Linked DNA regions of Mus musculus: regions 1, 2, 3 and 5 are each linked to region 4. The links are chromatin loops, found by intact Hi-C in ENCODE. Cell type or tissue: heart. All regions are shown on one strand. Each heading gives the region's core, and the rest is flanking DNA. Links, peaks and the distances in the headings are about the cores only. Region 1 overlaps Cachd1 (cache domain containing 1). Region 2 has its middle 60 kb from the start of Ube2uos. Region 3 overlaps Cachd1 (cache domain containing 1). Region 4 holds the start of Cachd1 (cache domain containing 1). Region 5 overlaps Cachd1 (cache domain containing 1).

Region 1 (6,482 bases), core at 446-5,445, 92 kb before region 4:
GGATAAAAAGATAGAGAAAAGTATGGCAGGATTTTAGACAGTAGACTGTGGTGTGTGTGTGTGTGTGTGTGCACATGTGTACATGTATACATGTGTGTACATGTATACATGTGTATACATGTGTGTGTGTGTGTACATGTGTGTGTGCATGTGCCCGTGCACTCCAACTATAATAAGTAGTTATTCTAAAGACTGAATTAAAATTGAGGGCAAAGGAGATGGGATATAGCTCAGTTGGTAAATGTTTGCACAGCATGCATGAAGCCATGGGTTCAACTCCTGGCGCTGCGTGAACCCGAGTGAGGTGGCACAGCTCTGTAAAGCCAGCACATAGGTGGTAAAGGCCAAAGAGCCATCTGTCCAGAATCATCATTGACTACATAGCAAGTCTGAGCTAACCCTGGGCTCTATGAGACCCTTTTAAAAAAGTAAAACTTTGATCCAGGAGGTCAAGAGTCTGCTTTGAATAATCAACCTACTTTTTTTCTTTCTCAAATATATCCTAACATCAATTGTAATTGTCTCTGTAGTGAAGAGGACAGTGAGATTTGTAGAAATAGAACTGCTATGCTGGGCACTGTGCCTCATAGTGATGGCAGGAAGTGGGACAGACACCCAGCACTAATCAGTACTGTTTTCATCCTTAGGGTGTGTGCAAGGCCTGGGGACCCTGAACTTCTACTCTGAATATAGGGCTGGGTATCAATGATGGAGCTAGTCTCAGGGCTTGGCTAGCATGAGAAACTGAGCAAGAAACCAATAAATGGAAATGGAAGGAGTGATGTTACCTCACCAGATCTTAACACTTGTTTATAAGAGCACAATCGGGGGGGGGGGGGGGGGCTAGAGAGATGGCTCAGTGATTAAGAGTACTCTCTGTTTTTCTAGGGGACCCAAGTTCAATTCCCAGCACCCACATGGTGCCTCATAATTGTCCGTAATGCCAGTTCTAGGGGATCAGGTGCCTCTGTCTGGTCATAAAGCACACTTGTGGTACACAGGCGAAACATTCGTGCAAATAAAAGATTTTTTAAAAAATTCTTTTAAGTATAACCAGGGACTGGAGAAATGGCTCAGTGGTTAGGAATGAATACTACTTCTCCATAAGACCTGAACCTGGTTCCCAGCACCCATGTCAGGCAGCTTGCAAACCATCTACAACTCCAGCTTCAGGAGATCTGATGCCTCTGGCTCTTCTATGGGCGCTTCTCTCTCTCTCCCTCTCTCTCACAGACACACACACACACAACATAATAATTATGATATCAACATAGTAATAGATAAAAAGCCAATAGAAGCCGATCAAACTTGCACACACATAAAAACAGGTAATCAAGACTAGTCGTCGATGGTTACTGGTGGGATAGAGTGGTAAAGGCTAGAGGGAAGTTTCCTGACCAGCAGTAGAACAGGATGTGCTGGACTATAGGTTCTCAGCACTCCATCCGCCATGAGGGCCCCTGGGATGGAACTCTGGCCATCAGGCCTGGCACTTTCACTTACAGAGCTTCCAAAACTGCCTGGAAATTTTACTTTACAAGTCAAAATATTGGAGAAAATACAAACGCTAAATACTCACGGCTCCCCCAGCATGGTTATATTAAACTCAAGTAACAATTGAAATCTGGTTCGTCAGAATCTGGACACATTTTACGTGAGAAGAGTCGCATAGGGTTAGTGGCTGGCTGAGCAGAGAGCACAGATGTGCAGTATCCTTCTCAGGACAGTCTTCTCTTTGGATATGGCTGACTTAGAGAACATAGTACAGCCTTTCTAAAACAACTCAGTAAATGATGCCAAAAAGATATTGATGGACCTACCCACACCCCTCAAAAACAAAAATCACAAAAAATTAGTACAGTACTTGCCTACCATGCATGAGATTCTGAACTCAAAAAAACAAGTCTTGTGCACGATAAAGATGCAAAAGGTCACTTCAAACAACTTATAAGACCCCCCTTTAGGTTCCTTGACTTGACAAAAGACTAAAAACCAGAAATTACCAATTATTGAAAAGGATATACCTCCTCGGATCTGCAGCTCTGTCCTAGGAGAGGAAGCCAAGGCCACCACTGTGAGGAGGGCTTGTCGTTCTTCAAACATCCTCAATGCTGGGCTTGAGAAGCGATTCTCCAGTAAGCGTAATCGTCCCTGCCTGCCCGGCCACCACCCAGGGCTGGGAGGCGCATACAGACACAAAAGCAGCAGCCCTGCCTTCCAGCATTGAGGCGGTGACAAAATAAAGTTCCAATGATTAAAGAAATTTAGCTTCTCCAAGCTATATGGCAATGTGAAAAAAACTCAACCCTATAACAGAAACAATCCATACAAGATCGATCATAAAGCGGGATTCGTAATTAGCACGTTCTATGACACCCAGGAAGTAACAATTATAACAAGGCTGACTGCAGATGCCATAGGTGCTCAGAAACAATGGAGGGAGCAAAAGCAGAGAGATGCCTGAATAAAGACAAGACACTTAAAACTCGTGTAAAGAACAAAAGCAGCCAAACTAAAAATTAATTTGTGTGTATGTGTAGGATAGTTTTATGCCAACTTGACACAAGCTAGAGTCATCAGAGAGGAGGGAACCTCAGTTGAAAAAATAAATGCCTCCCTAAGACCCTGCTGGAGGACACTTCTTAGTGATCAACAGGGGAGGGTCCACCCTGCTGTGGGCTCAGGGTGCTGGGTTCTGTAAGAAAGCAGGCTTAGCAAGCCAGGGGGAGCAAGCCAATAAGCAGCAGGCCCTCCATGGCCTCGGCCTCTGCTCCTGCCTCCAGGTTCTAGCCCTGCTTGAGTTCCTGTCCTGACTTTTTTCAATAATGAACATCAATCTGAAAGAGTAAGCCAAATATTCCCTCTCCAACTTGCTTTACGGTCAAGCAATGATATTTCGTCGCAGCAATAAAAACCTTAACTAAGAATAGCAAGGTATAGACCCAGTGCTAGGAGGCAGAGGCAGGCAGATCTCTGTGACGTTGAGGCCAGCCTGGTTACATAGCGAGTTCCTGGCAAGCCAGGTTATGTAGTGAATAAGGTTACCTCTGAGAGAATCCTCAGGTAGGATACCCTCTTTGGTAGGTTGCTAGGTTGATATATTTATTTAATATATTTCCTTAAAGCATATCTGTTATGCTTACAAATGTTTTGAACATTGGATAGACTCTAATTTTTTGGAAGACAGACTAGTTACTAGTGATTATTTAATTAGTTACTAGTAACTTAATTAGTTACTAGTACTCTGAAGTTCAAAGGGAATTAAGTGTGAATGCCTGTGCTGAAGAATGCTTAATAGAAGAGGAAGCAGGCCAGGTGAACGTGTTCCTGCAAGATTTTGCCCTGGGTATCATTTAGTATCATGGGGATTGCTTAAAAAATATTTTAATTATTATTACTGTGGGCAGGGGGGTTGGGGGGTATTGATTTGTGTCATGGACATGTGTGAAGGTTAGACGACAGTTCTGTAGAGTTCGTTTTCTCCTTTCCCCTTTTGGTGGGTTCTGGAGATTAAACTTGGGATAACGGGCAAGTTCCCTTAGCTGCTGTGCTGTCTCTCCAGCCCCTTGTATAGCTCCTAATCAGGACCCTCTTTTTGCTATAAAAGGGGGAAACCATACGAGAATCATCTCAGTGAGGGTATGCATTTTCAGTAAGCATGCAATTGCACACCTTTATCGTTAGACGGATCACAGTGCTGAAATGATCAATAAGTCACGATAGAAGAAAATATCCAGGACTTGTATGTATTGAAATGTAGGTGAAACAGTGACAGTGCAGTTTTCTCCTGACCACAGAGCCTCTTGACCATGAGACCCTCTTGCTTTCGATGCTTCTGGGAGGCAGAGTGGAGAGGCTGGAGTAGTTAGTGACAAGTACATCTTCGTTCAGCTTAGGAAAGAACCATTTGATGACCAGGGAAAAGGCACATGAGGACAACATATCTTTGTGTCACACTCATTTTTGAAAACTTAATTTTCCTGCTTCATAGAGACTTCATAGAGAAGTATAGGTGGCTTGTTTGACCTCTTGGGGCCTCTGTTTTCTCCTCGTTAGTAGGACAGTCTGCTTCTGAAGCTTATCTGTCAAATACTAGCTATGATATATTGAAATGCCCCCCACACCCCATCCCCCCACCCCCTGCACCCCACCCTCCCGCACCAGTGCTCTGTAAGTGCTCTGTCAGTTGCTATAATTCCTAACAATTATACTGAAGGCTTCCATGCTTGCTCAGAGCCAGTTTAACAATGACATCAGCCCCAGAACACAAAACAGCTGCAGGCTCGGAAACTGCCCACGTAAGCGCTTGTATCTGTTACTTTTACGTAGGAAAAGAGGCTCTAAGTGATACCCCAGATCACATTCTTTAAAGGGTTATCAAATAGCCATTGGCTCCCAAAAATGCCTCCTCTAACGAGCAGGCTTTGTGTAGAAATCGTCATCCATGACAAATCTTCTAGATTCAGTGATGCTGAAGTGCCTCCTGGCTCTTGGGATAAGCTTAAGTCAGGATTTAGGCAGACAAGGCTCAGTGTGGCACACCACTACAGTTTCAAGCTATTCATCCTTAACGATACCTAAAGTAAGAAGGAGGAGGCATACATCACCACATCACCACTTAAAAGTGACTAAAATTAAGGTCCCGCCTGTGAACAGGAAATGCTGAACCTAGCCCATGGTGCTTTATTGTAAACAAATAGCTAGCTGATAATAACTCCATTCTGACGCAAAGCCTTTCTTCTGAGAAAGCACTTTTAAAGTGCAGATCGGGTCAAGCTGTCTCCATGAATTAAACAACAGGGGGACCTGGGCATTTGCATCATTATGCATTTTGTTACATTTGTCTTTTTATCCTGTGGAAGCCCTCGGCTGCATTCTGGTTTTTAGCATAGTTCTGGTTCTCACTGAAGTTTCAAACCTAGCTTCGAGTTACTAGACAACGGTCACATGCTGGAATGAAGTTGGTGGTGTCACTGAAATTAAAGCCTCCGCCCTTCTCAAGCGCCCGCTAATTATTTATGTTCAAGCTCACCAACACCATGCTTTAATGCAGGAGGCAGCTCACTCGATGCTAGCCATAAACAAACAGAATCTGGCCTTTTAAGTATCTTGACTGCACAGAGCACTGAAAGAGGAAAAGGCGAGGGCGGAGGCGGGGGCGGGGCGGAGGCGATGCTAGAAAGAGGAAAGCAAAAAGCACCCAAGGCAGCAACTGCTTCGATGTCAGAACTTTCCACCAAGATGGTTGACTTCACATTGTTCTCACAGCTCTGACCACTTCATTATCAGAACATCACAAGGTAGATATTAGGATTCTCTTACACAGAGATAAACTGTGGGTCACAAGGGGCGTGGGGGGACCGTTTGCCATGACAGATAGATGCCAGAAGCCAGAATGTGGAGTCTGAGTCCAAAGCCCAGCTGCTTATTTTCTGCATTAGATGAAACATATTTCAATTTTATATTTGGGGAACTCCAAGATACTCAGAAGGAAATGCTCCCAGGATATATCAGGCATGGTTGTGAACCAACAGCAAGTTCTCGGCACCTGAATATAAGGGTGTCACCATCATGCAGGGAGACTCCATCCGAGTAGGATAGGGAAGAGGCCAACCTCTAGTGAGGAAGGAGCAAGGAAGGTCTGTGGAAAGGCAAGGCAAAGGCAGAGAGCACCCATGCCTGGGCTCCTTACCTGCTGAACTTCGCTCTCTCCATTTGAGATCTTCTCTGTGTAAACCAACGAATTGAAGATCCTCTACAACAAAAGAGAAAAGTGAACATTAGAAAAGTCACTTTCTATATGTGTGTGGGTGGTTTGTTGTGTACAACATAGATTCAAATAGGAAAACTGTTCATTGAAAGACTGCGATTTTTACAGAGAGAACCCAAAATATCAGCCGAAGTCAATCACGTTTATTTATTTAAGCCTTACCCAGGCACTGTAGTGAAATAAACCAGATGTTACACTATATTTCTCATTTTCAAAAATACATTTAATTACAGATTTCCGGAGCCTATGCCATTTTATCTGGCTGCTACAGTCTGACGAAGTTGTGTTTCTCATTTAAATCCTGCACTCCCTGAATGCTGTAATTGTTTACAGACCCTAAAATCTAATGTAATAAAAACTCTTTGAAAAGAATTCCTTCCATGTTCTCTCATGTCCCCATCAGCTCATACCTACTCTATATTATCTATCACCTTCATTACTCAAACACCCCTTCGGGAGAGTTACAAAAACACTTGCCAAAGACTTGTGGCCTCAAGAGACGATGCGGTTTTTATGCCAGGAAAGATACCAGGCCAGGCTGGGGCACATCGGTGGCACATCGATCGGCACACAAATTTTCCTGCAGGTCCATGCCTAGCTCAGCCACATCTCCTCCTCCACACACCCTGAAGTTAAAATTCTCTCTGTAGAACTTGAGACTCCGCTGGAATATGTAACAAAGTAGAAGAGGAGCAACTAGGCTGTGCACACA
Region 2 (6,482 bases), core at 499-5,498, 190 kb after region 4:
AGCCAACTGCTCTAGTCCATGGAGCACAGTGCTCTTTGGAGCCTAGCTCCACCTCTTGAATTTTAGATGGCAGCTTTTCCTGGACACAGCCATTACTGTCTGGGACCACTGGACTCAGCCAGTCCTAGTATTAATCCTTCGATTTGCAAGAGATAAATCAGTTCCACCATTTTGAGCCAAATTTGAGCCAAACTTTAATTAAATACTGACCAGAATAGACTTTGGTTAAGACCACCCTCTGGAATTCTCCATGAGTGGTATTGAGACATGAGTCATAGGGGCTTTTTTAAAGGACAAAACCATTTGGCCAGTTTATGGCTTTGTTATTTTCCAAGAACTACAACTCCCAGAATGCCAGGTCAGGTTGGATTTTGGTCTTAAACCAGCAGCTTCTGCAGTCCATCCCTCAGTGATTTAGTCTGCTATTCTAGTTTAGGAGGTGTTTCCAAACCTCCATAGAATACAGGCAACTCTGGATCAGAATAGGCCCAGCCATTCTACAGTTCCTGTGTTCTGAGCCATTCTTGGACTGAAAATGTGACTTAGAACCTTGCTTTAGGACCACTCATATCAATTTCTTAGGAGATGTTAAAGCCCTCTGCCCTAGGCTGTCCAAGATATTCAGTCTCCTAACTGAAGTGTAAATGTCCAGAACTTTAAGATTTAAAAAAAAAAATGGAAACACTAACACACACACACACACACACACACACACACACACAGAGAGAGAGAGAGAGAGAGAGAGAGAGAGAGAGAGAGAGAGAGAGAGAGAGAGAGAACATGTATTAAACATGTATTTATTTTAGGTGGTACTGGGTATTGCGTTATGCTAGGTAAGCACATGACATCCCCAGCCTTCTCTTTTCCTTACTATTTTGAGATAGGGCCTCACTAATTTGCTCAGGCTAGCCTTGAATGCATAGCCTTGCTTTAGCGCAGAGGGTGTAAACTACCCCCTGAATCACAATAAGTAAATATCTGAATGGATGAACAGAGAAGCCGACATTTCCTGGAAAGTTTGCTCTCTAGCGTTGAATACATCTTACGGTAGCCTGTTGCTTTAAATGGAAATAGGAACCAATATCATCATCCTTTCTGCTTTCTTAGCCCCTCAGTCTTGAACAGAGGTAAAGTCTGGAGCTCTTGCAGCCCTGTTGAGAAAGGCACTGGAACAAAAGGCAGCACTCCACATACAGAAGTGTGGAAAAGAAGCAAGCTTGGCCCTTGGTAGTGTCAACCCACCACCAGCTTTGTGGGGCCAGCCCCACCTGACCCAGAGCAGCTGCTTCTTCCTCTTCCTTATCCTCTTCCTCCTCCTCCTCTTTCTTCTTCTTCTTCTTCTTCTTCTTCTTCTTCTTCTTCTTCTTCTTCTTCTTCTTCTTCTTCTTCCTCTTCCTCTTCCTCTTCCTCTTCCTCTTCCTCTTCCTCTTCCTCTTCCTCTTCTTCTTCTGTAGTATAGAATAGAGTTTATTCAGTGCATGGGGAGGGGAGTTAAGAGGGTAGTTGAGAGACACAGAGAATAGAGGTTGGCCATGAGCACGTGGAGAGAGAGGGGGAAAGAGAATGGGGAGGAGGAAGGGGGAGGGAAAAGCAAGGGAGCAAGAGAGGAGCAGGAGCGACCTGGAGCTTCTGATTTTGAGAGGAAAATGAATCTCTGTCTCTTTAAGCCTCTTTTGGACTGCTACCTCTCTCTCTCTCTCTCTCTCTCTCTCTCTCTCTCTCTCTCTCTCTCTCTCTCTGTGCCTATGCGTGTGTGTGTGTGTGTGTGTGTGTGTGTTCCTATCAGTCATATAATATGGGGATCCATAGATATTAAAACCTTGGTGAACATTAAAGTAAATATATCCTTTTAATAACCTTCCCTATTGACATTGGGTTTATTTTAGATTGCTGTAACGTAACTGTCTGTCACATGTAGAGTTAGCCAGGACAATATTAAGTGTGTAGGTTCCCTTAGAAATGGCTAGTGGCTTGTGAGCACACCTGCCTGGGACACACCGTTTCTCCTCTGCAGAAAGCCCTTTTCTCTATCAGGGGAGCACTGTTACCAAGGGCTCCTCCCTGAGACATGTAAAAAGCCCCAGGAGATGATATTGCATGTTGTAATTGTATTTGTTGAAACAAAATTCAATTAGTAAATTTAATTATCCTTGGCTTTTAGGGGGATCGCTTTCCGTTTGGATTCCAGTGTGGTCTCTAGAACTCAAAAATAAGACGAAGAACAGGGGAGAGGGTCTGGACTTTGAGGCCACAAATAAAAGCAAAAAGGGGCCTGCAGCTCTTCTGCAGAGCAGTGTGCAGCAAACAAGAGCTAGCTTTTCTTTGCGTGCCTGATAAAAACCTCAAACCACGTGGGCTTTGCTTTGGCATCTGGATATCAGATTAGTCGGAAAGAACACAGGTTTGGAAGGGTGGTTAAGCTATGGAACTGTTTAGTACAAGATTTGAGCGTCTCTCCCTCCTCCTTCTTTCCCCTGGGGAGGGAGAAGAGAGACAGGGAGGGGATGGGAAAGAAGGGAAGGGAATAAAAGGAAAGGTAATAGGGAGGGAGAGGAGAAGGGGGGTGGGGAGGGGAAGGGACAAGGAAGGGAAAAGAACTGTCAGTGTTCTCAGAGTCTCCCAACCTGTAATGAGAAGGAGGCAAAGGCGCTCTGGGTGGAGATCAGGCTCGGGAGCTTTCTTGTTGGTACCTAGGGCACTCCCGCCCCCTCCTCCCAGGGCGGGCATTAGGCACTGGAAGTCATTGAGCAGGATCACAGGGGCTCTGGCATCTGACAGGCAGGATTGACTGACTTCTCCAGGTTGGCTCTGACTTTACCGAGCAGCACTATCGTTAAGCTAGAGTAATTTCCTCTTAGAAAGCCTTTCCCGCGGTGTGGAAACGTCTTCCCTAGGGAAGCACAGCGGTCCCACTCATAAATGCTCTTGGTTTCTGCCAGCCTTTCAAAGTGCTTGGCTTCTGGGAACCTCAGAGCCTGAGCACGGGCACAGCGGCTAACGGGCGCCACCTTCAGGGAGAGAGGAGTAGGAACAATAAGGCAGATTTTCTAAAGCTGTCTTAGGCTGTAGTGATACCGATACCACTGTTTTTGGGGGGATGTTTAGAAGTTAAGTTTCCCATCTTCTCTCCTACTCTCTTCTCGGAAGTCTGTGAGTCACAAAACTGGAACTCACACTCGTGTAGACTTGAGCTTCAGATTCGCCTCATGTGGTGAAGGCGAAGAGATCCCTTCCAGCGATAGGTGTCCTAACTAAATGGCTTGTCACACCCCAGGGGCAGATTTAAGAAAAATCTCCCACCAAAATGCATCTCAAAGTGCTATGTATGGATGCTCTTCAAAGCCATCCGTGTAGCTGATGGGTTTGAATTCAGGTCTCTGGAAACTGATTTTTCTATCATAGTCTATCAGATGAATTATCAGAAGTACAACTTCTTTTATGAAATGCACAAGGCTCACTGCAGGTCTGCGCCGCTGCTTTTAGTATTTTATAATGCATTTGTGCATTTTTTTTTTTTTGGTCTTCTCAGCAGCCTTAACAACTGAGGTGTCATTCATTATTGCCTATCCTGCTGGACTAGAGAAACCAGTGTGAAAGTGGGTTAACTCCTATCCCCTGGCCACAGTTTGCAAGCATGTGACTGGCTCTTGATGTCAGACTCCAAATTTGGAATCCCCCACCAGCAACCCCTGCTGTTGCCTGTGGGGTAAAGAGTAAGAAATTCTCTCAAACTAGAACTGTTTTGTTTCTAAATGTTTCTATTTCAGCTTGCATGTATTTTTGACATATTTTTCCATTGGCAGCTAAAAATAGAAAATATAGCCATAGCTTGGTAATGAAAGAACTCTTATGATATTTTAGGAAACATTCTCGTTCCACATGGAATTATTTTAGAAATCAAAAGCAGAAAGATCTCTGGGCAATCTCCAAATATTTACTAAAAACAACTTCTAAATAATACATGGATCAAAGAATACAAACAAAATTAGGCCTCTTTTAGTTTTAGTGAAAATTTGAAACATAACAGTTCCTTGGATTGCCAGGGAAGCAAGAGGAACTGAGGGGGACTTTACTCAGGGTTGGTCTCCTTTCCAAAAATGTGGAGTCCAGAAGTGTCTCAGAATGCTTGCTTAGCCATTACAACTTCAGTATGGCCTAACCAGGAACCCCCAAATCCAAGACATTCTGAAATCTGAAATACCCTAAAACCGGAAATTGTTTGCATGTTGGCTCTCACTTTGCAGGGAGCGGAGGAGAGTAGGCAGGATTTTTGGATTAAAGATAATAAGTCTGTTGGATTAAATTCTTGGGTTTGGGGAAAAGTCTTCAGTTTAGGTATCAGCTTCCAGTGTAAGGAATTGGGGCTGGGGGAGTAAGTTAAGCCTAGCACGGTGGGATGCACCTGTACTCCCAGTTGCAAGAGGGTGAAGTTAAGTCTATGCAAGTAGATCAAACAGTGAGAACCTAACTCGAGGACCCCTCCCAAACAAGCATTGCTTGAAACAAACTGAAAACAAGAGTGAGCTGAACTCAGAGGAAGCCGCAGAGGTAAATGAAGAATAGTGTGGCAGAAATTTTAAATTACATTGGTGTATGTGTGTGTGTGTGTGTGTGCAGGCACACACGCAAGCACATGTGTGCACATACATACCTGCATGCTACAGAGAACTTGTGGAGGTCAGAGAACAATTATCAGGACTCGTCTTTCCCCTATTACATAGTCTTTAAGGGATGGAACTCAGGCCCTTAGGCTTGGCAGAAAGTACATATATTTCCTCATATACTTCAACCCTTGCTAATAATTTGACCAAGAACAAAAAGGAATTGAGAAATTACAAAAGCCCAAAGCATAAAAAAACAACAAATAAACAAACAAACAAGAACAAAACCAAAACCCAATAAAGTTAGTAAACCTCAGAAAACGTATAGATGCTTGGAAATCAAACGACACACTTATCTTTACGAGAGCATCATGTGTGATGCATCTGCATGTGCATTTGTACATGTATGAATACAAGTGTACGTGTGTAAGAGCATGCACAGGTAGGAGCTTGAAGTTGCTGTAAGGTGACCTGGATTTCTCTTTATTTACTGAATCAGGGTTCACTGAATCTGGAACTTTCCAACTCTGGCTAGTCTAGCTAGTCGACTTACTTCAAGCCTCCCTGTCTTCATCTCCCAAGTGCTGTGGTTACTGGCGGACACCATGCCTGGTCAGATTTTTTTTTGGGTTCTGGGTAGCTGAACTCTGGTCCTCACAGTTGGATGGCAAACACTTTATCCATGAGCCATTACCCCAGCACAACAATACAATTTTTAAAATTAAATTTTGCTTATCATTTTAGTGTGTGCTTTACTGTGTGTGTGTGTTGCTGGGTACGTGTATCCCAGCATGCATATGGAGGCCAGAGGATACGTTTATGGTGCCAGTTCTCTCCTCCCACCTTTGCATGAGTTCTGGGGAGTGAACCAGGCTGTCAGGGCTGCATCACCTCAGGCAGCAAGCGCTTTTACCCTCTGAGCCATTTCACTGACCCAACCAATACTACCCATTTGAAATAACATTATCATTTAGGAAATGAGTTATTGAGGAAATCAGGGACTAAATGAGGAAATTCTTAGAGTAAAAAGAAAATGAGAATAGATGAGAAAAATTAGGATATGGCCAAGGAAATCCTAAGAGGAAATTTTATAGTTACACATGACCAGAGTGCTCTCCAATAAATAACCTATTCTTAATCTCTAGAAAAGAAAAAAGAATCCAAACTCAAATTAGTAAATGTCAAGAAATAATAAAAACCAGAAATTAATGAGGCAGAGTGAAAACACAATGAATAAGTGAGACAGAAAAAGAGTTAATTCGTTGAAATGATTGATAAGATCAATTGATTCCTAGTCAAACTAACCAAGATAAAGAGAAAACTCAAATCAATTAATTAGAAATGATAAATGAGACATTAGAACAGACTCTGGCAAAATTCAGAAGATTTTCAGTGAATAGAATAAAAAGTTAAGTTCCAAGAAATTGGAAAGTCTAAAAGAAATGAATAAATTTCTGAATACATATGACTTAAAATGAGAGGTAGAGATATAAACAATCTAAGCAGAAGAAAATGTGTCAGTAATTTTAAGTCTTCTTTGAAAAATAAGTCCAAACTGTATAGATTTCTTGCCGAATTCTATAAAACTTTCATAGAAGACCTAATACAAACAGGTAGTTTTCAGGCTGCTCTACAGTATAGCAAAGGAAAGGACACTATCCAACTCATTCCAGGAGAACAATGTAATCTGTGGCTCACACCTTTAAGCCTGGCACTTAGGAGGCAGAGACAGGCAGATTTCTGAGTTCAAGTGATCACCGCAAAAAAAGAAAAGTACAGAGCTGTCTTCCTGATGAGCATAAAAGGCAGAAGCCTCAACAAAATGTTGCAAACTGAATTCAAAATCACACCAAGAAGTTGTGATAGCGAGTTGTTTGCACC
Region 3 (6,482 bases), core at 667-5,666, 210 kb before region 4:
ATACAGATGGTCCCTAATTTGTGATGATTTGACTCATTTGTCACCTTCATGATGGTAAAAAGTAATGAAGCATTCAGTAAAAATGGCTTGGGCTTTGGAATCTTGGGCTTGGAATATGGAAGATAGATATTCTCTTGATGCAGGTTATGGCAATTCCCAATCAGCCCTGGGCTCACAAGGGTTAAAAAACCAGCACTCTGTGGTGAACTGTTCTGTTAAGTTATTTAACATTCAGCAGGCTGAGTGTATTAAAAAACATTTTGACATTTTTTTTTCAACCCATAATAGGTTTATGGGGTCACAACTGTATACCAAGATGAGAAACGTCTACATTCACTAGTGGCTTAGATACGGTGACTCAAATTTGCCAGCTAAGAGCAAGGGCATGCTGCTGATTCTGGGAAGACACTGGAAAAAAAAATCCAATGATAAATAGAGTCTTTGGTAGTATCTTCAAGAACTGGTGACCTGATCCCAGGGGGCTCTTCATATGGTGTCTTTGTCCATACCCTAAGCTGCTATAGCAACCCTAAGCAGCCTTGGCATCTGCTGACCTCATTGCCCTAAACAGTGGTGGGTAGCTGAAACCTTGTAAGGTGGGAAGGGGAAAGGGAAGGCTCGGGGATGAGCTAGCACACCCCAGGCAGGCCCTGTGCTCTGACAGCTGGGATGCACATCCAAGCGGACTCGAGTTCAGCCATGTGGAAACCAGGCCAGAGTTTCTTAAAGTCAGCTTCATGGGAATGAATTCCAGGCTTGCAAAATTTGGCAGCATGGTTGGCTGCTCACTGCACAGAGTGTGTAGCCAGCTCTGAAGGTAATTATCTGCCTTGGGTTTTTTTAACTAAGGATGACTGGGCAAACGAATCAGGGAAGCTGGGCAAAGGATGATTAATGTTGGTCCCAGGATACAGGCAGAAAATTGCATTCAAGAGTCAAATCACCATGGATCCCTAGTCAACATACCGATGGCTCCCATGTCATCAACATAGGGACTTTTGGCTCCCACGATCCCCCCGAAGCATTCTTTCTGGGGCGCACAGTAGGATTTGTCCAGGTGAGTCTTTCCATCACTGTCCACCACACACCATTCGCAGTCCAGCACACCGAAACAGTCCCTGGCAGGTTGACAATGTTTAAGGAAGCAGTATGAGCGGGAGGGCGGGTAAGTTGGCCTTTAGTCAGATCTCAGGGCCCCAGCTTTACTCCAGCTCTGAATGGCTGCCTGTCAAGCCCCTTTCCTTGTCAAGTGGGGAGAGCAGTTTTTAACCTGAGGGTGGCTATTGCATGCCTCTCGGCCACAGGACAATGAGAGAAGGCCAAGTATTCTGAGTTACCTTACAACCTCCACGTGGGAATTAGTGTGGTCTTATTCAAAGTCATCTCAGAAGATCAAAGGCAAATGGCCCCAGGGTTGTTTGGTTTTGGTCTAACATGCCCCATGTGAGTGGTCATTATGTTGGTTTTTGTTGGAAAAGGAAGAAATAATAGACAAATACATTCAGGAAAAGAGTAGTCAGTCTGTTTAAAAGAGCTTTCCTAACAGCCAGTCTCCTGAGCCGCGTGCATAGTGAGGCTCTTAAAAAATTACACTGGTGGCAATGCTACCTGCTCCTAAATGTAGCGTGACAACCCATGTTAATCAGTGCTTGGGTGACCCTTTCCTCAGCTCAACCAAAGACGAGGCTGACATGCCCTCTGTGCCCTCGCTTGGCCTGATCCACATGGTAACCAGCAGGCAGAGGGAGGGAATTCCCTCCTCCAGGTCTGCCATAGCCTCTGCCCCATGCCTAGTCCAAAACACCCAGAGGGGAGCAGCCTGCTGCAGGGGACACAGGGCTGGTAGTTCTCAGAACTACCCTGGAGCAGATCTGTTTTCGGAGAAGGGAAAACTAATGAGTTCTGCAATACTTCCCAGAGAAGCCTTGATGGCTGCTGGGTCCTGTTTGGAAGCCCAGATCCTAATCCCTTGCAACATCTCTTGCACTTTGCTTATTGAAACAAAATGACCTCATACACACAGCAGAGGCCCTTTTCAGCCTAGAGCAAGAGTCAAATACCTGTAACCAGTGGGAATGAAAGAGTTCATCTGTGAGACATAAGGCTCATGGTGTAAGAACCATACTAGCGCCCCACAAAGGACATCTCCTTAAAGCATGAAGGATAGGGAACCAAGCACTGGCTGCAGAGGCTCAGTGGGGTTGCTAAGCACTGATCTCAAGATAGTCTCTCCCTCTCTCTCTCTCTCTCTCTCTCTCTCTCTCTCTCTCTCTCTCTCGTGTGTGTGTCAGTTCTTGATACAGGGTTTCTCTGTATAGTAGCCCTGGCTGTGCTGAACTCACTTTGTAGACCAGGCTGGCTTCACGGAGATTCTCTTGCCTCTGCCTCCCGAGTGCTGGGTTAAAGGCATGTCCCACCACACCCAGCTTTCAGGAAGGTCTCTTACCCACTTTCCATCCTCTGGTTACATCTGCTGTTGACACACTGCTGCAGGGCATCTTGCAGGCCTGGGTCGATAGCCGTGTATGTCACTGGCTCCTGGTGAACCTCACAGCTCGGGTTTCTATGTAGGAAGCAAGTTTGGAGGTTAGGGTCAATGGCACCCAAATTCCAAACACCTAGGTCCTTGATAATGTCAGACAAATCTGAGTTTTTATATTTGGTATAGGTTGCTTTGCCACTCAGTGAGACCTTGGGTCAATCCATTTAACTATTGGATTGCTTAATTTGTTTATATTTGTGTACAATAGAAATAATATATGTGCTCATATGCGCGTGCGCGCGCACACACATACACACACACCCCTACCTGAAGTTACAGCACCATAATCTGGCTAGATTGGTTGATCAGTAAACCCTTGGGGATCGTCCTGCCTGTTTCCTGGATTGTTAGGGTTACAGGCACATGTCACTGCCTGGCTTTTACAGGGCTGTGGAGACTTGTACTCAGTCCGCATGTTTGCACGACAGGAACTTTACCCACAGAACCATCTCCTCAGCTTTAATACAGCCATGCATTATTAATACGTCACAGCATATTTATTTGAACCTCAAGGCAGACATTATTTGAAATCTGGCTTACTGACTAGGTTCCTCATTAGAACAAAGCACTTTTGTACACTCTTAACCCAAAACAAATCTATAGAAAACATGATAATAACATGGAGCTTATACACATACCTACATTTGTACATGTGTACATGCATACATACAAATATAAATTTATGCATGCACACACATAAACACACACACACACACACACACACACACACACACACACACGCACACACTTTTTTTTTTTTACCTGTTCTCTGCATTGGTGAGGTTGCCAGTACACTCATTGACCTCCAGGGGGCACTCACAAGGACATTCACATTCATTTTGCTCCATTCTGAAAAGCAAACAGAATTACTAGTCAGAGGTAGATGTCAGCAGAATATCACACACACACCAGGGGATTAAGATTAAAAAAAAAAATCCTTTGCGAGTTTTACAGTCGACGGTGAAAGTGAGGCCGTGGATGAAGATTTAAATAGCATTTGACCTGAACCCGCAGCCACAGTGACTGGGTCATGGGAACGGCACAGATCTAAAGGCTCCTGTAAACCTGGACTTCCCTTCCCCAGGACACATCCCCACCCCTTCTGCTCCAAATGCCTGGCATTGGTCAAAACAGTCCAAGAACAGAATCCAGCCCACCGGTGGCAGTTGAGACAGAGACGGTCCACCATGCTGCAAGCACAGAAGGCAAGAGAGTCGCAGGTCTCGTTGACGATGCCGACAAACGCGTTGGTTCCTGGGATCCTTGTCAGGCGGTACTTAGAGCAGTGGCTGCCGTGCACAAGGTTCGTCAAATCCCCCTGTGGAAAAGATGAAAGACAGCAGTGCAAAGACTTGCCTCAGCCTCTTTGGTTTTTTAAGACAGAGTTTCTCAGTGTAGCCCTGGGTGTCCTGGAACTTGTTTTGTTCTCACAGGCTGGCCTTGAACTCAGAGATCCTCCTGCCTCGGCCTCTCGATTGCTAGGATTAAAGGCATGTGCCACCACCACCTGGCAACTTAGCGTTCTTGCAGAAAAGACAGAATAGTTTAGATTGTGATTATTAAAGCATCACATGGCCACTGTTCAACATTTTTTAGTATTTTTAAAAGGTTTACTTTTATATGTGTGTGTTTTTGGAGGCTAGAATAGGGTGTTGGATCCCCGGGTGCTGGGAACCCAATTTAGGTCCTCTGAAAGAGCAGCAAGGGCTCATGACCACTGAGACGTCTCTTGGTTTAAAATGTAGCCTAGGGAGCATTGTTTGTTAAAAACCTTGTTTTCTTCACTTGGATGAGAAAAAAAAAATTACAGGTAATTCTACCAGTCCCATATAATTTTCATGTAATAGTTGGTATATATTATTTTTCATCTATACTTCCATAAATATAAATTTTCATAGATAATTTTATTATGCTTTTTTCTTTTTTCAATGTTATGTGCATGGCTCTAGTGCCTGCCTGTGTCTGTGCACCATGCATGTGTCTCCAGAGGCCAGAAGAGGGCATGAGATCCCCTGGAACTAGAGTTCCATATGGCTGTGAGTAGCCATGGGAGTGCTAGGGATTGAACTCTTCCCAGTTCTCTGGCAGAGTAGGAAGTGTCCTTAACGGCTGAGCCATCTCTCCAGCTACTAGTTTTATAATAAGAAAAAAAGATAACATCATTGTAGGGGAGTGTTAATATCACTTAGTGTGTGGGGAAATTAGCTTGACTTAGTTGAAGTAGAGAGATCCCACTGTGGGTAGCACCATTCCCTAGATGGATCCTGGACTGTGTCAAAGGGGAATGGGGATGGAATAGCAGCAGATGTTGATGCAACTATGCTCACTGTTTCTTGATCGTGGATGCAGTGTGGTCAGTTATAATAGTCCCCTATGTCCTTGACTTCTCCAGCATGGTAGATGCCACCCTTGAGCTGTATGGCAGAACGAACACTTGGGCTTTTAGTTGCTTTTGTCAGAGCAGTAAATTTGTTTCAAAAGCAAACCTAATTAGCTACAAGCTGCACACTTTTTTCTTTTGGTTAACAAACCTTTCTGCTTCCTAGAATAAAACACAGTTAAAACATAAAGGTTCTTTGAGAGAAGACTGACTTCCTGCTTCTGCAACATTGAAACTGAACTAAGCCTCCTTTTTTCTTCATTCCATAGCTAGCAAATGTGATGGGCAGCTTCTAGGAGTGCCACAAAAACTCAAAATCTGTATGATAATGTTATGTTATAACCATCCTTCTGCATTTGTATCAGATACCTTAGGAAAATTATTCCAACTCACACCAGAGTCTATGTCATTCATCTCTTAAAATGTTGGTGACCAGGAGTCCACATTCCAGGGTTGTGGCACAGAGAGGATTCTGGAGGAGTTTTGTCCAGTGTGGAAGACACTCTCTGCTAGGGCATGCAGTGACATGGCTTATTATGCAAAAAGCTTCTGTACTGGCTAGTTTTGTGTCAACTTGACACAGCTGGAGTTATCACAGAGAAAGGAGCTTCAGTTGAGGAAATGCCTCCATGAGATCCAGCTGTAAGGCATTTTCTCAATTAGTGATCAAGGGGGAAAGGCCCCTTGTGGGTGGGACCATCTCTGGGCTGGTAGTCTTGGGTTCTATAAGAGAGCAGGCTGAGCAAGCCAGGGGAGGCAAGCCAGTAAAGAACATCCCTCCATGGCCTCTGCATCAGCTCCTGCTTTCTGACCTGCTTGAGTTCCAGTCCTGACTTCCTTGGTGATAAACAGCAGTGTGGAAGTGTAAGTCGAATAAACCCTTTCCTCCCCAACTTGCGTCTTGGTCATGATGTTTGTGCAGGAATAGAAACTCTGACTAAGATAGCTTCACTATCAAGAATGCTTCAATTTCGTTTAGGGAGAAAACTTCAGACATTAAGAAATTATCTACTGGGCTGGAGAGATGGCTTAGCAGTTAAGAGCACTGACTGCTTTTCCAAAGGTCCTGAGTTCAATTCCCGAAACCACATGATGGCTCACAACCATCTGTAATGGATCCAATGCCCTCTTCCTGTGTGTCTGAAGACAGCAATAGTACTGTACTCGTATAAATAAAATAAATAAATCTTAAAAAAAAAAAAAAAGAAATTACCTATCCCTGGTCTGTAAGATAGATCAGTGGGTGAAGGCACCTAGCACCCAAATTGACAGTCTGAGCTCCATCTTGGGGATCAACATGGCTAAAAGAGAGACCTGACTCCTGTAAGTGGTCTTCTAACCTCTATCCGTGTGTCCTATGTACGTCTGTGCACCCACACACGCTGTAACTTAAAAAGTAACAACAAAGAAATCCTAATTTCCATTCAACTAAAGCCTGCCTTTCAGTAGTATTTTCACTTCAACCTGTGGCTTTGCCTGCCCACGGCATTGTAGAAATGAACTAGATACATAGAAAGAACCAGACTTTCATATAAAAACTGTGCGAGCGTTGCAACAGTG
Region 4 (6,482 bases), core at 959-5,958:
AACAGAGGGTACATTGCCTTCATTTTAGGCAACTGGCCCACATTTACTTCAGATACCAGACATCTAACTAGCACTGGATGTATTATGCACAAGTACTTCTCCCAAAGCTGACAGTCTGGCTACTTTAAAGGGGGTTCTTCTCACAATTTCCCAGATAGGAGCAAGTGGCAGATCAATGTATATAGTTCAAGAAGGGGAATTTAAATACAGTAAGCACCTCTCCTTTGAAAAAAGGAGAGAGGCCACTTTACATTTTGCCAGACAAAACCCTGTCCACAGGAGGTCCGTTTTCCCAACGGGGTTGCAAAGGTGTTAGAGAGGGGCCAATTGGAAAAGAGATAAAGGGCCATTTGGGCACACACACACCCACCCCACCGACTCCAGCTTTTTTTTTTTCTTAGTGTTTAAAGTGTCTCCCCACCTGAATGACAATGCGTCAGGATCACCTTTTGTCAAGGACCAGGGTGAGAAACCATAAAATTGCTGCCAGAATCTTAGAAATAGCAAGCCTTTAAGATTACAGGAAGGGGGGGGGGGGTACCATCCCTCGTCCTGTCCTAGGAATTGAGTGAAGATGGCAAAGGCGACCTAATCCTGAAAGCAAAACTTCAGGTGGCACCATTTGAAATCCCTTTTGTGAAAAAAAAAAATCCTCTGTGGGAAAACACGGTTCTGTTTGTTTCTAAATTAACGCATTCACCAAGGCAAAGCAAATCTAGATGATTTTACTGCCTCCCAAAGCCCTCCATCCCTAGGTCAGGGCGCCAGCAACCAGAAAATGCACATGGAAGAAATTAAAACTGAACCTAAATCAAGACGAGAGTAGGAAGCAATAGAAAAATGCATTTTAAAAGAGTAGCTGTTATCATGGAAATAAAGAAAATCCCCCTCCGCAGCAGGTCCGGGCTGGATTTCTACAAATAAATGTAAATTTACCCTCCCAGCAAAGCAATCTCTCCACCTTAAAAAAGCTAGGGCCGAGGTGAAACTTGTTTTAAGCATACTGCATGCAGCCTCTTAGGGGGCCTGGGTGGAAGTAGGTTTCTGGGCTCTTTTTCTTTTCTCTCTCTCTCTTTCTCTTTTTCAAGAAAGCCGTCAGAAACCTGAATCCCAAAGAGAAGCAAAACATCTCGCCCGTAGGAGGTGGAATGGTCACTCTAGGTTCGAAATCAGAAACCTATTTTGACACCACATTCCTGAAAACTTCGGCCTTTCGAAGGCCAGTCCCGCCACCATTATTACGGGAATGAGTTAGTTGTCTGGAGCACTAGGCTGTTTCGCTGGCTTGGTACTCGGAGTGTCATCTCATCAGTTCCTAATTGAGTGGGCCTTCTTCGCCAAGAAGATGAGAATAACGGCGCGATAGGATCTCCAGGTGGTTGCTGTCTAGCAATTTTTACAACTGTGGGTTATTAGTAGCATCGTCAGAAATCCTTATCAGCCAAAGGCAATTAATCTACAACCCTAGGGAAGGCCAAAAGACGCAGGGGGAAAAAAATGGAAACCCTATTCACCTTGCCCTTCCCAGCGAAGGCACACACAAACCAGAAATTACACAGCGGACAAGAGGCGACCAATGGCCGCAAGAGCGGAAAGAAAAAGAGTCCCCAGAAGGACTGGAGCGGGGGATCCGCCAGATCAGCCCCTCCCCTCCCCCAAAGCGGCAGGGCAGGGAGAGCGAGCCCCGGTTGCTGGGCCGCCCGGACCCCAACAGTCCTGCGGCCCAGGCGGACAATCTACCTTCGCTCCCTCGCCCACTCGTGCGCCTGGTCTCCAGGACGCTGGGAGGTTTCAAGAGGGTGGAGTGGGGGAGCCTTGGAGAATGCCCCGAGCCGGGCGGGACCGCTGCCTAGGGATGGGAACACAAAGAGGAAAGGGGAGTTTGCAGGAGTGACGAGTGAAAACAAATCTGCGAAGGAAGAGAGTGCAAACTGGGGAAGGAAGCGCGGATAGAGCAGAGAATCCCCAGCCAACAAGAAAGGAGCCGGGGCCGAGAAGAGGGGGAAAGTGGGTGCGGGGCAGAGGCTCTGCAGAAGAGGGCAGCGGCAAATGAGTACACGGGACAGAGAGCACTGGATGTGGTGAAGTCTGCAGGAACCGAGAGGTCCCACAGCCCGCTTGGGCACTCCGTGCAGCGGCCCAGGGCTCTGCGCAGCGGGAGAGCGCTGCAAGTGAGGCGGCGCGAAGGGGGTCGCTTACCTGCATGGTGACCACCCCCAGCTCCTCGGCAGCCAGCCTCCGCATCTGGCTCGCCAGCACTTGCGCCTCGTCCAGGATGGAGAAGTCGGCGTCGGCCACGGCGCCCAAGATCCAGCATGCCACAAGGCAGAGCAGCCAAAGGGGCGGCCGCGGGGCCCCAGGCCAGCCAGGGCAGCGAGGACAGCGGCGGACCACAGCGGCCGGCCTTACGGTCTCCTCTTCCTCCGGCTCGCGGGCCATGCCGCCTCCGGCCACTCCCGCCGACGGGATTCGGGCGCTGGCCGCGGGAGGCGCAGCCCGCCAAACTTTCCTCGTCTCCTGCGCTCTCGGCTCCACGGCGCGGCGGCTGTAGCTGGAAAACTTAGGGGGCGCCCGGCTGCAGCGCGGGCGCGCGGGCGGCCACCATCGCCCGGCGGCAGCGGCTCGAAGACCGCGGCGCCCGCAGGCCGGGCGGGCGGCTGAGAGCACCGGCGGAGCGGCGCCGCCTTCGCTTTCCCGAGTCCCGGCGCAGCCCGGAGACGGCGGCGGCGCCACCAGTGTAGGCGCGGCGAGGCGACCGGGGCGGTCTCCCGGCGAGGAGGGAGAGGGAGGTTTAAAAGACCGAAGTGAGAGAAGAGAAAGGAAAGAAAGCGGCGGGGAAAAGGGAGGTGTCTGGTGCCACCACGCTGCGCTCCGGCTCCGTACACTTCCCGGCTCCGCCGCTGCCGCTGCAGCGGTGATTTATGGAAAGAGGAGGGAGGCGGGGAAAGTCCCGCGCTCGCCCCTCCTCTCCCTCCTTGCACGGGGCGACGCCCTGGGACGCTGGGGGCCCGGGATACTGGGGGACCTCGCTTGCACAGGACCCTTCTGGCCTGAGAAGGGGATCATTTGAGACCTTCCCATAGCTGGCCACGCGACCGCCCCCACCCCCTGACTCGGCCCGTGCAGGAGATCTCGGGTCCCAAGTGTTACAGGTTCCACCCACCCACCACCCAAAGTCCCTTTTAAGTTCGAGAACTCGGGCTTTCTGCCTGACCCAGACCTAGGAAGGGAGCAACTGTCTTTAGAGCTTTAACTCCCTTTCCTCATTTTTTATTAGTAACAATAGCTCGCCCTCGTGGGCACAGCGGACTTGGTTTGTAACCAGCTATCATGTGGCCAGCACAATACTCTGAGGTCTACATTCAGTGTGTGTGACTCATTATCCTTTAATCCCAGGACGAGGCTAAGAGGTTGTATCTTGATCCTGAATTTTCAGGTAACAAACTCCGAGCCTTAGGGAGTTGCAACAAATAGCTGAAGGTCACCCAGGGATAAGCTACTGACCCAGAGTTTAAGCACAAGTATTACTTTCAGGCCTGTGCTCTGACCTTCCACTGGATGTTTCTCTCTCTCTCTCTCTCTCTCTCTCTCTCTCTCTCTCTCTCTCTCTCTCCTCCCTCCCTCCTTCCCTCCCTCCCTCCCTCCCTCCTGCCCTCTCTCTTTGTGTTTGTGTGTATAAATCCATCTGACTCCATTACAGGCAAAAATAACAAATAAAAAATAAAAACGAAAACAAAGCTGAAGTTGAGCTCATAGCATCCTCCTGCTTTCATAAGCATGGCAGGTATGGCTCCTGAGTACTGGATCAGGCTCTCTGAGAGCCACCATAGAGAAACAAGTGTGTGCTGCAGGGCGAGTGTCCCTGTATAAAGCATTCATTCACTTTCCTATAGACTATGAATGTGCTGCTTCAAGAGTCCTAGAAACTACAGCTATGGGTAGGCAAATGTGAGGGGAGGGGGTAACTGAGAATGCCCCCCACCATACTCTTATGTTTGAGTACTTGGTCCCCAATTTGGGGCTGTTTGGGAACAATTAGAAGGTGTGGTCATTTTGGAGGAGTGTGCCACTAGGGATGGTCTTTGAGGTTTAAAAAAAACATTCTGGAGAGATGGCTTAGCGGTTAAGACCACTGACTGTTCTTCCGAAGGTTCAGAGTTCAAATCCCAGCAACCACATGGTGGCTCACAACCATCCATAATGAGATCTGATGCCCTCTTCTGGGGTGTCTGAAGACAGCTACAGTGTACTTATGTGTAATAAATAAACAAATCTTTAAAAAAAAATTCTCAGTTAGCTCTCTCTGCCCCAGGACTGTGTCTGGACACGTGAACTCTCAGCTACTGCTCCAGAAACATGCCTGTCTTTCATCATGCCCCCCCCCCCACATCCCCTCTATGATAGCCATGGATTCTAACTCCCTGAAACCATGAGCCCCAAATAAAACATTTTATTTTATGAGTCGTCTTGGTCATGATGTCTTATCATGGCAATAGAAAAGTAACAAATACAACAGGTTATAGGGTTTGCCTACGTTAACTACCAGAGGCGGAGCAGGAAAACAAAACTAGTTATTCTTTGCTTTACTTGATAGTAACGCCTTCCAGTTTCTCTCTTTGATTTTTAAGAACTCAGTCATAGCCAGGCAGTGGTGGCACAAACCTTTGATCTCAGCACTTGGGAGGCAGAGACAGGCAGATTTCTGAGTGTGAGGCCAACCTGGTGGTCTACAGAGTGAGTTCCATGACAGCCAGGGCTATACAGAGAAACCCTGTCTCAAAAAGAAAAAAAAAAAATCTTAGTAATAAAAACTGAGCTTCTGAGCTGAAGAAAGAACTCAGTTAATAAGATGCCTACTAGGTGCAAGCATGAGAACATGAATTTTGATCCCAGCACCCAAGTAAATACTAGGCATGATGGTGTTTCTCTGTAACAAGGTGTAGGTGAAGGGACAGCAGAGATGTGTGGACCCAGCTTAGCCAACCTGAGCTCTGGACTCAGTGAGAAACCCTGTCACAAAAAAAAACCTTAAGTGGAGAGTGACTGAGGACAACACCCAAGGCCGACTTCTGTCCTCTGCCCTCTTCTACCATCTCCATCAAGCACAGGATACACACCTGTGCAGCTTCTCTCAGAAGCATCCCGAGGGCCTATCTTACCTCACTGGGATCATTTCCCTAATTTTTTCTTTGCCCGTTTCTATGGTTTCTGTCCTTTTAGCATGTTTTCATTGGGCAGCACCTGTAACAGCCCTAGCTTGGCAGGGCCATCATCTACTACTACCTGTGCTATTTATGATGTTTGTTTTACTAGGGTGGGCTTCGTGAATGCAGAATCCTGTCACCTCTACACCATTTGCATAGGCACATAGTATATCCTGGAAAATGCGGTAAAGAGCCTGTGTGTTTGGACCTGTTGTTGCATCATGGGATATGCATGCTACTCTCTCATCTCCACAGGTCTGAAGTACCAGCGTGAGCTACAAGGAAGCTCCTGAGTTGGTGACTCATGTATACCAGAGTTCTGGCACTTAGCTCAGTAAGTTCTTAATATGAAAGAAAGAACATGTGACTATTCTCATCTAACCAATGGGGGAAAGCCGATAGTTAAAGGCTGGGGCTGGAGAGATGGCCTAGCAATTAAGAGCACTGACTGCTTTTCCAGAGGTCCAGAGTTCAATTCCCAGCAACCACATGCTGGCTCACAACTATCTGTCATGGGAACTGATGCCCTCTTCTGCTGTGTCTGAAGACAGCTATAGTGCACTCATATACATAAAATAAACAAATAAAAATAATTTTTAAAAAAGGTTTAGATGGTAGTGTCAGTGTGCACCCTGAGTCTAGTGCAGTGATAAACTCCACAACCCAAAGGAAATTGAGGAGGAGGAAAGAATTTATTTGGCTTTTCTATTCCAAGTTGCAGTCCATTGCAGCAAGCCAAGGCAGGAACCTGGAGGCAGGACCTGAAGCAGAAGCCATAAAGGGGTGGGGTGCTGCTTACTTGCTTGCTCCCCATGGCTTGCTCGGCTTGCTTTTTTATAGAACCACTTGCTCGGGGTGGTCCAACTCCTTCTGCAGGAATCATTAATCAAAGAAATGCCCCAATAGACTTGTCTACAAGCCAATCCGATGAAGGCATCTTCCTTTTAAGATTGTTTTCTCCTGGGCTGGTGAGATGGCTCAGTGGGTAAGAGCACCCGACTGCTCTTCCGAAGGTCAGGAGTTCAAATCCCAGCAACCACATGGTGGCTCACAACCATCCATAACGAGATCTGACTCCCTCTTCTGGAGTGTCTGAGGACAGCTGCAGTGTACTTACATATAATAAATAAATAAATAAATCTTAAAAAAAAAAAAAAAAAAGATTGTTTTCTCCCACCAGGCAGTGGTGGTCCATGAGTTGGAGGCCAGCCTGGTGGTCTACAGAGAGCTCTAAGAAAGCCAGGGCTACACATCGAAATCTTGTCTAAAAACCCTCAA
Region 5 (6,482 bases), core at 695-5,694, 110 kb before region 4:
ACCAATGCAATGATTTCAATTTGGTCAGTGTCTTACTTAGTTAAGGTTTTACTGCTGTGGACAGAAACCATGACCAAGGCAACTTTTATAAAGACAGCATTTAATTGGGGCTGGCTTACAGGTTCAGAGGTTCAGTCCATTATCATCAAGGCAGGAGCATGGCAGCATCCCGACAGAATAAAAGCCTGTTGCTAACTAGACATTTCCTCATCTTCACATTGGGAAGAATCCATTAAATCCAACTCTTAGATGGCTTTAAGGGCTGTCTCTGAAATTTTTAAGAATCTCTGTGTTCCCAGTTCCCCTCCTCAAACTGTCAGGTTCAAAGAAAACTCCATTTCTCCAAATTCTGGACTGGACCATGCCATGCTTTCCACCATGATGATACTGGACTGAACCTCAGAACCTGTAAGCCAGCCCCAATTAAATGTTGTCCTTTATAAGAGTTGCCTTGGTTATGGTATCTGTTCGCAGCAACAAAACTCAAACTAAGACGGAAGGTGGGAGTACTAGGAATGGGGCACTGCTCTGATGGGCCTGACCATGCTTTTGTTTGGAAGAGTGTTTGGAAACTTTGGATTTGGAAAGCAGTGGAATACTGTAAGTGGGGCTTAATGGACCATCCTAGGAGGAATATGGAAAACATTGCTGTTGAGGATAATTTGAACTGTGGAAACCTAGCTCTAGGTGTTTTAGTGGAGAAGAATTTTAGTGTGTGGCCTAGCAACCATTCTTGTGATATTTTGGTGACAAATCTGACTGCTTTTTGCCCTTGTCTGAAAAGTCTGCCTTAGGCTAAAAAGTGAAGAGATTTAGATTAATTGCATTAGCAAAGGAAATCTCAAAGCATACTGGCATAAATTCTGTTGTGTGGTTACTAAAATTTACTCTTATGAAGGATGTTTTAATGAAGAGGAGCAAACTAAGGACAAATAAAATTGTAAGGTTCAAGCATTAAAGGGGCACCAGGAAGTAGAATGGAGCTGAATCCTATATTCAAGAAGATAAACAGATTAAGGGAGTGATGACCTCGAGAAAGAACCCACCCTGCCAAGTTTATTGTTTATGTTTTTGCAGTAGAACAAGGGACCTGGTTATTGTTTTAATTTGGACTTTAATCTGAAATGAACTACAATCTAGAAATAGAGAGGAATAGTGGCCATGAAAAGCTTAGGCCAAGACATGGTGGTATACGCCTTTAATCCCTCTTACACGCGTTCACGACCGGCCAGGAAGAACGCAGCAAACCGGAATCTTCTGCGGCAAAACTTTATTGCTTACATCTTCAGGAGCAAGAGTGCAAGAGAGCAAGAGCTCTATTGCTTACATCTTTAGGAGCCAGAGCACAAGAGCGCAAGAGTGCAAGAGCAAAAGCAAGAGCCAGAGCAAGAGAATGGCGAAACCCCGTCCCTTTTAAGGAGAATTATTCTCCGCCTAGGACGTATTACTCCCTGATTGGCTGCAGCCCATCGGCCGAGTTGTCGTCACGGGGAAGGCAGAGCACATGTAGTGGAAAACTACCCTTGGCACATGCGCAGATTATTTGTTTACCACTTAGAACACAGGATGTCAGCGCCATCTTGCAACGGCGAATGTGAGGGCGGCTCCCCACAAATCCCAGGTGAAAGAGGCAAGCAGATCTCTGAGTTTAAGGCAAGCCTAATATAGAGCAAGTTCCCAGTAGAGAAAAGCTTAGGTCCAGGCATGGTGGTACAATCCCAGACCTCAGGAGACAAGGCATGCAGGTCTCAGAGTTCAAAGTCAGTTTCCAGACCAAGTTCCAGGACAGCCAAACTTGGGCAGTGAAGGAGTTGGAAAACAGAAAGCTGGTGATAATGTAATAGCAAAAGGGGGCCATGTTCCAACTCCAGTAAGCAACAGAACTTGACAGCTTCAGCCATGTAGCTCTGGCTTTAGAGTCAAGAATAGAAGGTACAGCCTCAGTTGCAATTTACAGCCCAGGTCTAAAGGAGTTATGCAAAGAAGTTGAGGCTTGGCACCATAAAGGAAGCCTCTGAGAGGCCACTGATGAGCCATAATTGTATCAGAAGACTCCAGCATTTTGAAGATGTCAGTACCCTGGGATAACTACCAGAAAGAGCAGCAGCAATGGAGTGGAGTCAACCAGACCCTGAAGTGCTACAGAGGGCAGAGCTGTAGATATGACCCAAGGGCTTTGGAAGAGCTCAGAAGATCATATGTGGAACCCAGACAAGAAGTTTTAATGTTGGAACAAGGAAGTTGCCTTGGAGACCCCAAGATGTTAAAGATGTCAGAGCCGTGGGACAAATGCTGAGGAAAGCTGCTAACAGGGAGTGGAAGGCAGCCCAAGAGAATGAAGTCTGTTTCGGTCAATAAAGATGAAAGGATTTTAAGAGTGCTTTTACATCAGACATGGAGATGCGGAGTTTCAAGTTTGCCCAGCTGGTTTTCAGTTTTGCTTTGGTCCAGTATTTCCTCATTATGACATTTTGGAATGGTAATCTATATTCTGTGATGTTGGAGGTGTGTAATCTGCTTTTTGATTTTGATTTTATAGAGGATTATAGTTAAGAGATTGCATGAATCTCAATAATGACTTTGAACTTTGGACTTTTAACATTGTTGAAACTGTTATAGTCTATGGGACTTTTGAAGTTGGACTGATGTATTTTGCATTTTGCTATGGCTAGGTATGGCCCCCATAGATTCATATGTTTGAACAAGCCTATGAGAGCCAGGGAATGGAATGTGGTGGTTTGGATATGCTTAACCCAGGGAGTGATTGGCACTATTAGGAGGTGTGGCCTTGTTGGAGTGGAAGTGTTTTATACTGTGGGGATGGGCTTTCATACCCTCTTCCTAGCTGATTGGAAGTTAGTCTTTTCCTGGTTGTGTTAGGAACAAGTTGTAGAAATCTCAGCCCCGCCAGCACCATGCCTGCCTGAATGCTACCATGTTTTCTGCCATGATGATAATTAACTCAACTTCAGAACCAGTAAGGTAGACCCAATTAAATGCTGTCCTTTACAAGGGTTGCCTTGGTTATGGTGTCTCTTCACAGCAATAAAACCCAAGCTGAGACAAGAGCTGATTTAGAGTTTCAAGTTTATTTACTAGAAATAATTAAATCATCAACAATGCCCTCCAACACACACACAGACACGCGCGCGCGCGTACACACACACACACACACACACACACACACACACAGAGTCGCTTAGATGAGGTACAAATGCTGGTTGACTGCTGGTGGGAAATGCACTCACTGCTCCTATAAAGACTTGCTAGGATCAACACCAGAAGGAAATATTCCCTGTGTGGATCCCAAATCAAAAAAATGAGGACAGATGCCTGAGCCACAGAAATTTTATTATATCCTCAACTATTGTGTGGATTCCCTTGCCAACTGCATTTGATATTGACCTCTAATACACAGACTTAGGAAGGTCTTTGCATTCCCTGACTGATGTCAGTGTGGTTAGGAGACAGGAGAACAGGCTTGGTGGAGAACAGGCTTGGTCTGTTCTCTATTGGCATATCCCCGGAGGACACACTGACCACTCCCTTAGAGGCCTAGGTAGCATAGGCTGGCACGGTATTAGTAGATAGGACCATGTTAACTTGTGGAAGCGTTCACATGATCTTTGCAACACAGAAAAGGACTGAAGGTCATTAGGGGGACACCTAAGGCAATGCCCAGAACAAGTCTTTCTGCATAATCCCTGGCTGTCCAGTGTGGTAATAGCAAAATAAAGCTAGAGATCTTGGTAACAGTACAATTTTAATATACCACATCTTGTTTTGTGGGTCCAAAGTCAAAGAACATTAAGCCAAACGTCGTGGTTCCTGGTGTTATTGGCAATTAATTCCCTCATAGCATTACCAAAATGTTTCCCATTGTGCCAAGAAATGTTAGGGACAGAAACAGTCCTTGAGATGAGACCCAGGCTTCAGGGAAGCTAAAGGTGAGTTCGTAAATGAGCTGTAACCCCAGTTCTCATATACCACCTCTTAAGTCATTCGCCAAGTTTTGGAGTCTATTCTGATGTGCATTCGTGTATGTAGTCTCCTGCATAGGTGATTTGAGGCTACTCTTCTTTCTTAGAGGAAGCAGCAGTTTGGCTAGACTAGAATGAAGTATTTTTCTAGAAGTTTTGGGTGGAAGAGTGAAGTTCGAGTTAGAGGGTGGAAAACTGACAACCGTCAACATTTCCTAATACCTTTTCAACCCTGGGATGTTAGAAATGTGTATAAAATGTGTTTGATTTCTGTCTCAATTTGTTTCTCATGACAAAAAATATCCTGGACTTTTGGATGAAGATGAAGACTCACTCTATCAATGTCTAGAGAACTCCGAGTATGGAGCCAGGGCTCTTTCTCTGGAAGAAGACACCTGCGTATGTGTGGGCCAATGGTCCTTAAGAAGCTGGAGTTTCAGGCAGAGCTCGGAGAAACACACACAGTGGACAGAGATGGGGCACTGGTGTCTTCATCCTTCTCTGTCGTGGCTGTAGCCTGTTTCCTCTGTCTGTGCCTGCTTGCAGCCACCAGCTCCCACTACTGCTGGGGAAATAGTGCAGTCCCTTCTTTTTCTACCTTGCAGCGAGGACACAGAAAGAGGGAATGAGGTAAATGGGAAGGGCACCCATTTGTATTTCTGTCAAAAACAACATAACATACAAAGACTGAAAGTAGAATTCTAAGATTTTAAATTGTGCATGTGGTGGTAGTGTTTATGAAGAATGCATTTCCTATAGTTGATATAGGTGGTATATATAAAATTTGGAGGTATGGCTCAATTATGAAACTCATGCTTAGCTTGCCTGAAGCCCTGGGTCTCATCTCCAGGATCAGTCACCCAAGAGAATATTTATACATATAACAATAAATAGTGGCACATAAGGAGTGTAAATAAGGCGTACTATGATTCAAACATGTAAATAGCATATACTGTCTCTCTAATGAGTGTGTTAATATATAAATATATGTAAATTATATATAGATATATGTAAATCTATTTATATATTTATATGGTGGGGTTTTTTTACATCTCAGGGAAATACATTATATAAAAGGAATGAATGCCTATGTTCATGAGTCTGTATAAACAGGCTTATCTAAGCTTAGCTCATACCAGACACACACACACTAGTTAACGTACAGTATGTACCTCTGAAGTCAGCTGGTCTAAATTTAGGACAGGAATTTAAGCTTTCACACACGCATCTGAACGTATTTTGACTTCCAAATATATACAAGGATACAGGATATGGGCTTCAAATACACTTCCGTTAGAATATCAACAAGATTGCTGCACACTCTCAGTTCTTACACATGACATAGGTAGCCAATTCTTTTCCTAAGAAGCTAGGGGAGGCATAGCCCCAAGTGATCTTAGTTATTGCCAAACCTGAATATAGGGGAGACGTCTGGATGTGTTCAGCCACATCTGCCTCATTCTCCAAGGAAACTCATAACAAAGTTTTGCCAACCATAGCTATGCACACAGAATGCAAGGCTCTCTCTGCCTCCTTGCACGGGACAGAGAAGAAGCCTATTTCCTGTCCTTTAATGCTGCTTCCGGGGACAACAGCTGTGGGGGTTCACTCGCCCAATTAGTGAAAAGTTCTTATTTAGAGGATATTTATTTTTAAGCAAAATGAAACCCCACTAGCCCAATAGAAATTCCACAATGACAGAAATTATAACCAACTGTCTTACCGTTATGTTAATAATGGAATAATGATGGATTGTTCAGGAAGGCAAGAGAGTCATCAAGGGCTTCCTTCAGTTTTATATCTTGTTTACATTCCCGCAGAGCAACCCATTAGTAATAGCGGCTTCTTCAGAAGGGCCCAGTACAGCCCTGTGATTTATGAGATCTAAAAGGCTGTGACTAACGGTATAGACAGCAGCGGCCACCAAGGTTTTACCCTCGTCAACTAAGTGTTCAAACGTGGTCCTTCCCTCATTTAGCAGCTAAGCTTCATCATGTACTTACAATGTTTAGACGTGTTATTTATCTTACATTGCTTGATGTGTAAGATCCTCAGGAGAGAATGAATTCTTTATCTATCTATCTATCTATCTATCTATCTATCTATCTATCTATCTATCTATCTATGAAAGCACACCAAGGAATTTGAATGCAAAGCAAGTCTACAAGCATTCTGGTACTGATACCTGGAGCCTAAGGCCTAACTCAGGTGTGACTTTAGAAATTACTTAATGTACAAGCTTGCAATCCCACCAGCAATGGAGGAGTGTTCCTCTTTCACCACATCCTCGCCAGCATCTGCTGTCACCTGAATTTTTGATCTTAGCCAATCTGACTGGTGTGAGGTAGAATCAGAAAATTGGACATAGTACTACTGAAAGATTCAACAATACCTCTCCTGGGCATATATAACCAGAAGATGTTCCAACTGGTAATAAGAACACATGTTTCACTATGTTCATAGCAGCCTTATTTATAATAGCCAGAAGCTGGAAAGAACCCA

The links. A loop is a pair of places that touch in the nucleus more often than their neighbours do. Peaks named below come from ENCODE experiments on the same cell type or tissue, not always from the same donor. Only the 100,000 strongest peaks of a DNase experiment are listed, where the experiment ranks them.
Region 1: a loop joins it to region 4, with 2.0 times the contacts of the local background. A loop is called at or near these places in 2 of 42 quality-filtered maps.
Region 2: a loop joins it to region 4, with 3 times the contacts of the local background. A loop is called at or near these places in 5 of 42 quality-filtered maps.
Region 3: a loop joins it to region 4, with 4 times the contacts of the local background. A loop is called at or near these places in 15 of 42 quality-filtered maps.
Region 5: it touches region 4 in a loop (2.0-fold over the local background); 3 of 42 quality-filtered maps call a loop at or near these places.

The regions. Positions count from the first base shown.
Region 1 is chr4:100,864,255-100,870,736 of GRCm38, reverse strand. It overlaps Cachd1 (cache domain containing 1), which reads right to left. Exons shown (of 27, transcript NM_198037.1): 2 at 5,693-5,755. Among named protein-coding and RNA genes, the nearest start is that of Cachd1, 91 kb to the right of the region's middle. In heart, for the core only: no CTCF peak of the experiment used is centred there; no DNase peak of the experiment used is centred there.
Region 2 is chr4:100,584,924-100,591,405 of GRCm38, reverse strand. No RefSeq gene overlaps it. Among named protein-coding and RNA genes, the nearest start is that of Ube2uos, 60 kb to the right of the region's middle. In heart, for the core only: a CTCF peak has its summit at 3,016 (motif pointing left); a DNase peak (open chromatin) is centred at 2,825; H3K4me3 peaks cover 742 bases; H3K27me3 peaks cover 527 bases.
Region 3 is chr4:100,985,460-100,991,941 of GRCm38, reverse strand. Cachd1 (cache domain containing 1) reads right to left here. Exons shown (of 27, transcript NM_198037.1): 20 at 3,700-3,860; 21 at 3,305-3,391; 22 at 2,447-2,563; 23 at 967-1,118. Among named protein-coding and RNA genes, the nearest start is that of Raver2, 80 kb to the left of the region's middle. In heart, for the core only: CTCF peaks have their summits at 3,139, 3,351 (motif pointing right) and 4,534 (motif pointing right); no DNase peak of the experiment used is centred there.
Region 4 is chr4:100,773,086-100,779,567 of GRCm38, reverse strand. It overlaps Cachd1 (cache domain containing 1), which reads right to left and starts at 2,889. Exons shown (of 27, transcript NM_198037.1): 1 at 2,200-2,889. The coding sequence starts at 2,439. In heart, for the core only: a CTCF peak has its summit at 2,890; DNase peaks (open chromatin) are centred at 1,857, 2,067, 2,367 and 2,907; H3K4me3 peaks cover 2,627 bases; H3K27ac peaks cover 1,993 bases.
Region 5 is chr4:100,878,945-100,885,426 of GRCm38, reverse strand. All of the region lies in intron 2 of Cachd1 (cache domain containing 1), which reads right to left. Among named protein-coding and RNA genes, the nearest start is that of Cachd1, 110 kb to the right of the region's middle. In heart, for the core only: no CTCF peak of the experiment used is centred there; no DNase peak of the experiment used is centred there.